Linked DNA regions of Mus musculus: region 1 is linked to region 2. Evidence: chromatin loops called from intact Hi-C (ENCODE). Cell type or tissue: heart. All regions are shown on one strand. Links, peaks and the distances in the headings refer to the core of each region. The heading gives the core; the rest is flanking DNA.

The links. Peaks named below come from ENCODE experiments on the same cell type or tissue, not always from the same donor. Only the 100,000 strongest peaks of a DNase experiment are listed, where the experiment ranks them.
Region 1: it touches region 2 in a loop (2.9-fold over the local background); 5 of 42 quality-filtered maps call a loop at or near these places.

What each region holds. Positions count from the first base shown.
Region 1 is chr8:31,110,117-31,113,023 of GRCm38, forward strand. Rnf122 (ring finger protein 122) reads left to right here and starts at 1,711. Exons shown (of 6, transcript NM_001368375.1): 1 at 1,711-2,056. The coding sequence starts at 2,032. In heart, for the core only: CTCF peaks have their summits at 1,492 (motif pointing left) and 2,390; DNase peaks (open chromatin) are centred at 1,645 and 2,345; H3K4me3 peaks cover 2,099 bases; H3K27ac peaks cover 1,758 bases.
Region 2 is chr8:31,167,036-31,169,942 of GRCm38, forward strand. Mak16 (MAK16 homolog) reads right to left here and starts at 1,689. Exons shown (of 10, transcript NM_026453.3): 1 at 1,630-1,689. The coding sequence starts at 1,644. In heart, for the core only: no CTCF peak of the experiment used is centred there; a DNase peak (open chromatin) is centred at 1,786; H3K4me3 peaks cover 2,500 bases; H3K27ac peaks cover 2,066 bases.

The DNA.
Region 1 (2,907 bases), core at 215-2,714, 57 kb before region 2:
GTCTCAAAAACTCAAAACCATCCAAACAAACAAACAAACAAAACAATATCTGGGCTTAAGCTCCAGAGTTAGTAAATGTCACATTTCTCCCTGGGGCTCTAAAGTGGAGGGGGTGGGGTTTAGGGGAGGATCCGAGAGGCCTTTAGAAACCCTTTGCAGTGATCCCACTAAGACAGCCAGGCGGTGGTGCCACATACACAACTCTCAAGAGACAGAGGTAGTCAAACCTCTATGTTTGGGGTTAGCCTGGCTACATAGTTAATAACCCCTGTTTCATAACAATAACAACAACACCTAGAAATTTGATCTGTACACGACACTGCCCCCACTAAATTGATGAACTACAGTGAGCCTTCCATATTGTTAAGTTACACAAATATTGGGGGGTGGGGGGTATGCAACTTGATGTTAAGGGAAGTACGGTGTATATGCAAACACCACAATCACCGTCCACAAAGGCCTTCTGGATTTGGAGACTATCCGACCATCCCCAGAGATAAGAAGATTGCATTTGTTCCAGCAGCCCTGAGATGCAGGTCAGGATATTTGATACTTTAACGACTGTGCTTGGAAATGGCAAAACATTCATTCGCATGCATTAGCTCGCTCAGGGGCCAGAGACTCAGTTCCAACAAATCAATAGTGGGATGATAAGTCCTGACAAAGGAAGAGCAGGCCGTTTTGCTTGCTTATTTGTGGGTCTACTCAACACACTGCTTCTGAACGTGGCTGTGGCGCCTTGCACCGGGGTACTTTCAATGATACTCTATGCACTGATGGTAATACTTTCTTTTAAGTGGAAAGATAAACAAAAGCATACATAAACAAGCCTGAGTATGGTGGCACAGGCCTTTCATCCTAGCACCCTGGAGACAGAGGAGGGCAGATCTCTGGAGTTGGAGGTCAGTTAGGACCAAATAGCTTTCCATTAGCAAAATAATAAACATATAAAATAAACTATGCAATGTCATCCAAAATAAATAATACTACATGGAGATTTGAGATCCCCCCCCCCCTTCATCCCCTGTCCATTCAACACCGAAGCAAGACCCCTGTCCCGGCCATTGACAAAGCCAGTTTCCGGGTTTTCGCCACAGTCTAGGAGATTGGAATCCTGGCACGGTATGGCCTTCAGCTTTAGGCCTTATTCTTGTTTGTAAAAGAAGGCTCTGTCCTGAAGTGATGTGAGAACAATAGCCCTTTGAAGATGGAGTTTTGAGTTTCATCTGCTTTGCCCTCTTTGCCTCAGTTCTCTCCTTTCGCGGTGGGTCTGGGAATGCGCTAGCTGCCACGCATAACCAGGTCTAAAGGCGAAGGACAAGTGGAACCAACTCCCAGGACTGCCTTCTACAGAGCTATAGAAATTCGAGACAGACACGGATCTGTAGGCGGAAAACAAAAGTGGCACTAATCCTCGTGTCATTCCACCACCATAGCCCTCCCCGCCCGGGTCCTAGGAGGCGGCGATCTTCGCCCCCTGCAGGCGTCGCCTCTCACGCCGTTCTGCAGGCTAGGGACTCCCCAGGTCTGGCTAGGAGGCGGGGTAGGAATCTACCCAGAAAAAAGCTCCCCTGTCCAGAGGGTAAACTGGCTTGTAAATAATACCCCAGGGCAGGAGAAAGGCTCCCATTGGCCGGAGGGCAGGTGACGAAAAGGGGGCGGGCTCCCGGGAGGGAGCAGTCCTAGGGAGGGGGGTGTGAGCCGTGCGGTGTCAGTTTTCGGAATCCCAGCGCGCACTGCTCAGCGCAGTGGGACCCAAGCCCGGCTTCGTGTCCTGGCTACTGCCTTCTCGGCCGGGCATCCCGGCTCTCTCGGCTGCCCTCCCGGCCCGGGCCCTCGGTAGGGCTTCGCTCCGAAAAGACTTTGCTTCCTCCTCTGCCCTCTTTGTTGCTCTGCAAACCGGCCTCTCTGTAACCCTTGACTCCACTCCTCCGGGAGTTGCATCTCCATCCCGGCGGTCTCAGTGCACAGCCCCTCCAGCTCCAACACCTTGCCTCGGTTTGCTCCCGGAAGCCGACCTTGACTTCATTGATGCACCCATTCCAGTGGTGTAACGGTGAGTCCCTGGACCGGTGGGAGAACAGGGACCGCGCAGGTTCAGGTCCTGAGCCGAGTTTCCCGGTGTCTGGGACGGCCCAGAAGGCGTCCTGGCGCCCTGCTGGGCTCTGCACAGCGCGCAGTTAGAAAGATCCCATTCACTTTGTTGGGAATAAAGGGGGTCTGGAAGCGAGTGGAGGGCCAGGGGCGTGTGAGCCGAGTCTTCCCGGCCTTTGTATGGCGGTCCATCTCTTCTACCCCTTCGCCTGCCTTTGTGCGCTCTCAAACTCTGTTCTTTGTTGTGGTGGTTGGAGAATTAAATCCGCGCTCGGGCTAGGATCTCCTAGAGGGAGCTCAAGTTCCGGTTCTGAAACTTTGCAGGCTATTTTAAATATGTATACAGTGCAGCGTGCGGGACAAGGCGCGGGGTGACTTTCTTTTTCTTTGTTGGTTTTCACTGGCTCCTAGGGGCCAGACGCTGGATTAAAAGAGCGTCGCTTTACTGAATAGATAAAGCCTTGCAGAAAGAAAGCTGGGCCCCCAGCTCAGGGCTGGCCTGGCAAAAGCTTTGCTTTCTGGCAATAAGGCCAGACCCTGGGGTCTGCTTTCAGCCTAGGTGGTGACGGTACCTTCCAGCACAGCCAGCCACCCACCACCAACCGCTTCCCACACCCCACCGCGTGATGATGCTAAATTAGTTCATCTGAGGCTTTGGGGCAGCTCAGGTGTTACAGGTTAGAAAGCGGGTCTGGATTTCCTGTCTAGGCTACCTGTTGGATCTTTCTGAGCCAAGTCTTCGATGTTAATACCACCCACCCTTCCCCCAGAAGTACCCAAAATCTTGATCACTTTTTCTAGGCAAGTTGGCGA
Region 2 (2,907 bases), core at 304-2,803:
ATATATTCTTATAAACAACAACAAAGTCGCAAGAAAAACCTAAATGCAGATACGACCATACCCTATTACTCAGCAACAGAAGTTCATTTATAGTTAGTAACTACTTCCCCAGAATTATTTTCAATACATACATACATTCTAGCATCTGTAGTATGCCCTTATGTATAGTGTGAACAAAATGAGCCCTATCACATTTACATTGTAACTTTTTTTACATGTGTTCATTATCCATTGTCCAATTCTGCACAGCACTAGATACTTAGATATACACACCATCATCACAACCTTATTACCTTCTACCTTGTCTCTCTAATGTGTTCTGCACTCTAAAGTAAAGGCACTGCCGTCTCCAAACACAAACCCTGGCGTTTGCTGGATGAGAACAATCCTACGGTCCTTACATCCCGGAACCTGGTGAAGTGCATAGTATATAAAAACGGTGCATCAAGTTGCAATCACTAAAGCCACATATGGGGGTGTGTGTGTGAGCATAAAGGTCTCTAGATGGACTGCACTGAAGAGCCAAGAAGGACCCTAGAGCAGTTAAAGGGGGGAAGAACGAAGGGCCAAAGAATAAAACACACAGGGGTAAGGATTGTAGGAAACGAGAAGTGGAGTGGGTGTATTATTCAGCTTCGTGGTCAGACCTCTTACACATCATTTGGTCACACCTCTTTCCTGGGCACCGGATTTGTCTGTGCGCCCAGCTGCCCACTTAGCATCTCTAAAAGGATCCCGATGGTAAACATACCCCAGTGCAACTCTCATTTTCACGCTCTTCTTAAATTAAAAAAAAAAAAAAATACAACAGTTCTCCCTAGTTCCCACTAAAAAAGACCTGGAAACCATTTCCTTCAAGGTTCTCCCTGACCTTGTCCGGGCAAGCCTATCAAATCCAGTCTCCCCCTCATCCTCTGGATTCCTGTAACAAGTCCTTCCCTATCTCTCATCTTTGTACCTTTACTATTCCTACGGCTCTTCAGTGGCTGCCTCAGTCCCAATTCTGGGGTTTTTAGCCCAATGTGACTGATCTACCGCTCTTTCTCCATTACTCCTCTTTCATAGTACCGTTATTCTCCATCCCCAGAGTGCTCATGAGAGCAGAGGTTTTTTTGGTTTTTTTTAAATGTCTTTTGCCCGACTGTTAACAACCAATCATCACACTGAACCTACACCAGTTGGATACTGGCTATGTACTTACAACTCTGTGAACAGACAAACGAAGTCTTACTTCCGAAACTACGCCTCGGGCAGGCTGCAGAGCAAAATAAAAAGCCTAACACTGGAGAGGTAGCGCTCATGGAGGAGTTCCCTAAGCACGGATTTTAAACATCGCATCTCTCCCGCCTTGCCACCCCGAGACAACTGCCGTTCAGATGGCAGCTGGCACAAAGGGCTTCACTGCCAAGCACTAGGGACTAAGGAAGCCCACCCGGCGGGCTGGGGCTGGGGTGGCCTGGCCTTCTACACGCGCGTGGGAAGCCACTATCGGAAATCGGGGCTCTGCAAGTCTCGCCATCCGGGAGAAGCGGAGACAAACGGGCCGTCTGAGCGTGCGGGACTGAATCCTAAATGAGCGAAATGCCGCGCAAAACCCAGTGGTGCCAAGGCGAGAGGAGGAAAACTCACGTCGTCCGACTGCATGGTGCCGGCAGCTCAGCTCGCCGCATTAGGAAGGACCGGGGAAGCGGCCACGCTTCTTCCGCGGAGCCACTTCCGGAGAGCCACTAACCTATCGCGAGAACGTCTCAGTGTCCCAGAAGCCCGTGACGTCCCCGGGCACAGTGAGCATGCGCGCTTCCGCGCCAGCGCACGCTTGGATCCTGGCGTGCTCGCCTCCGGCAGCCCTTGCCCTAGGAGCGCACATATCGTCTTGTCCTGCTTGCTGTGTCTCTGCGCGAGCTCCAAACCTCTAAAAAGTGGGGCTTCTTTGTCCTCTCTAACCCAAGGCGCACCCTCCGAGTCACTTGTGCACGCGCGGGGCTTTAATGCTAATTACCGTCCCATTTCTGGCCGTGGCCGCGTGCCTGGAAAGCCTGAAGCCGTCAGCTCTTTTACCAACCCGCGGGAACTTCTAGCAGCCATCTCCGTTCTCACTTTGAAACACACACGGCAGTGTCGTATGGGGAAACAACATAACAAACGAAAAAAACCTGTATGCATGTGACCCCCAAACGGACAGATTCTACTGTCGCTCCCTTGCTCCTTCTGTAAGGATCAAACTCGGGTTACCAGACTCACACTCCTTCCTGAGCCATTATCCAGGCCTGAGAAAGTGCTTTTAAAAGGTCAGCAGGAGTGATAATAAAATGAGGGTTGCTTCCCCAGTTCTCCCTTTTGAAAGCCATTAAGTAGTTCAAGTGATTTTGAAGAAATTGTCATGTGCCAAATACAGTCCCGGACAGAGCAATGAAGGGGAACAATGTTCTACACCCTCAAGGTCCTTACTTAGCAATGGGATTCAGAGACTTGTACCATAAACTGTATAATATAATGTTTAAGTACTGTTAAGTGCTGTAAAAGCAACGAGGCAGCTGTGAACACTCAGCTAGTGGGGAGGTTGGTTCGGGAGCTTGAGACCAACTTGAGTTTTACAGGGAGGTCATAGCCGGATGCTGGCAATGGTGATAACGATGAGGATAACGCAAAGTAAGTTAGTGGAGACAGGTTCTTTTAGAAAGGTTTATATGTAGCAGACAATGGCCTAGTCGGTCATCAATGGGAGGAGAGGCCCTAGATCCTGTGAAGGTTCTATGCCCCAGTATAAGGGAATGCCTGGAGTGGAATGCCAGGAATGGGAGTGGGTGGGCTGGGGAGCAGGGGGAGGGGGTAGGGGATTTTCGGAGGGGAAACTAGGAAAGGGAATAACCTTTGAAATGTAAATAAAATATCTTTTAAGAAAGGAAG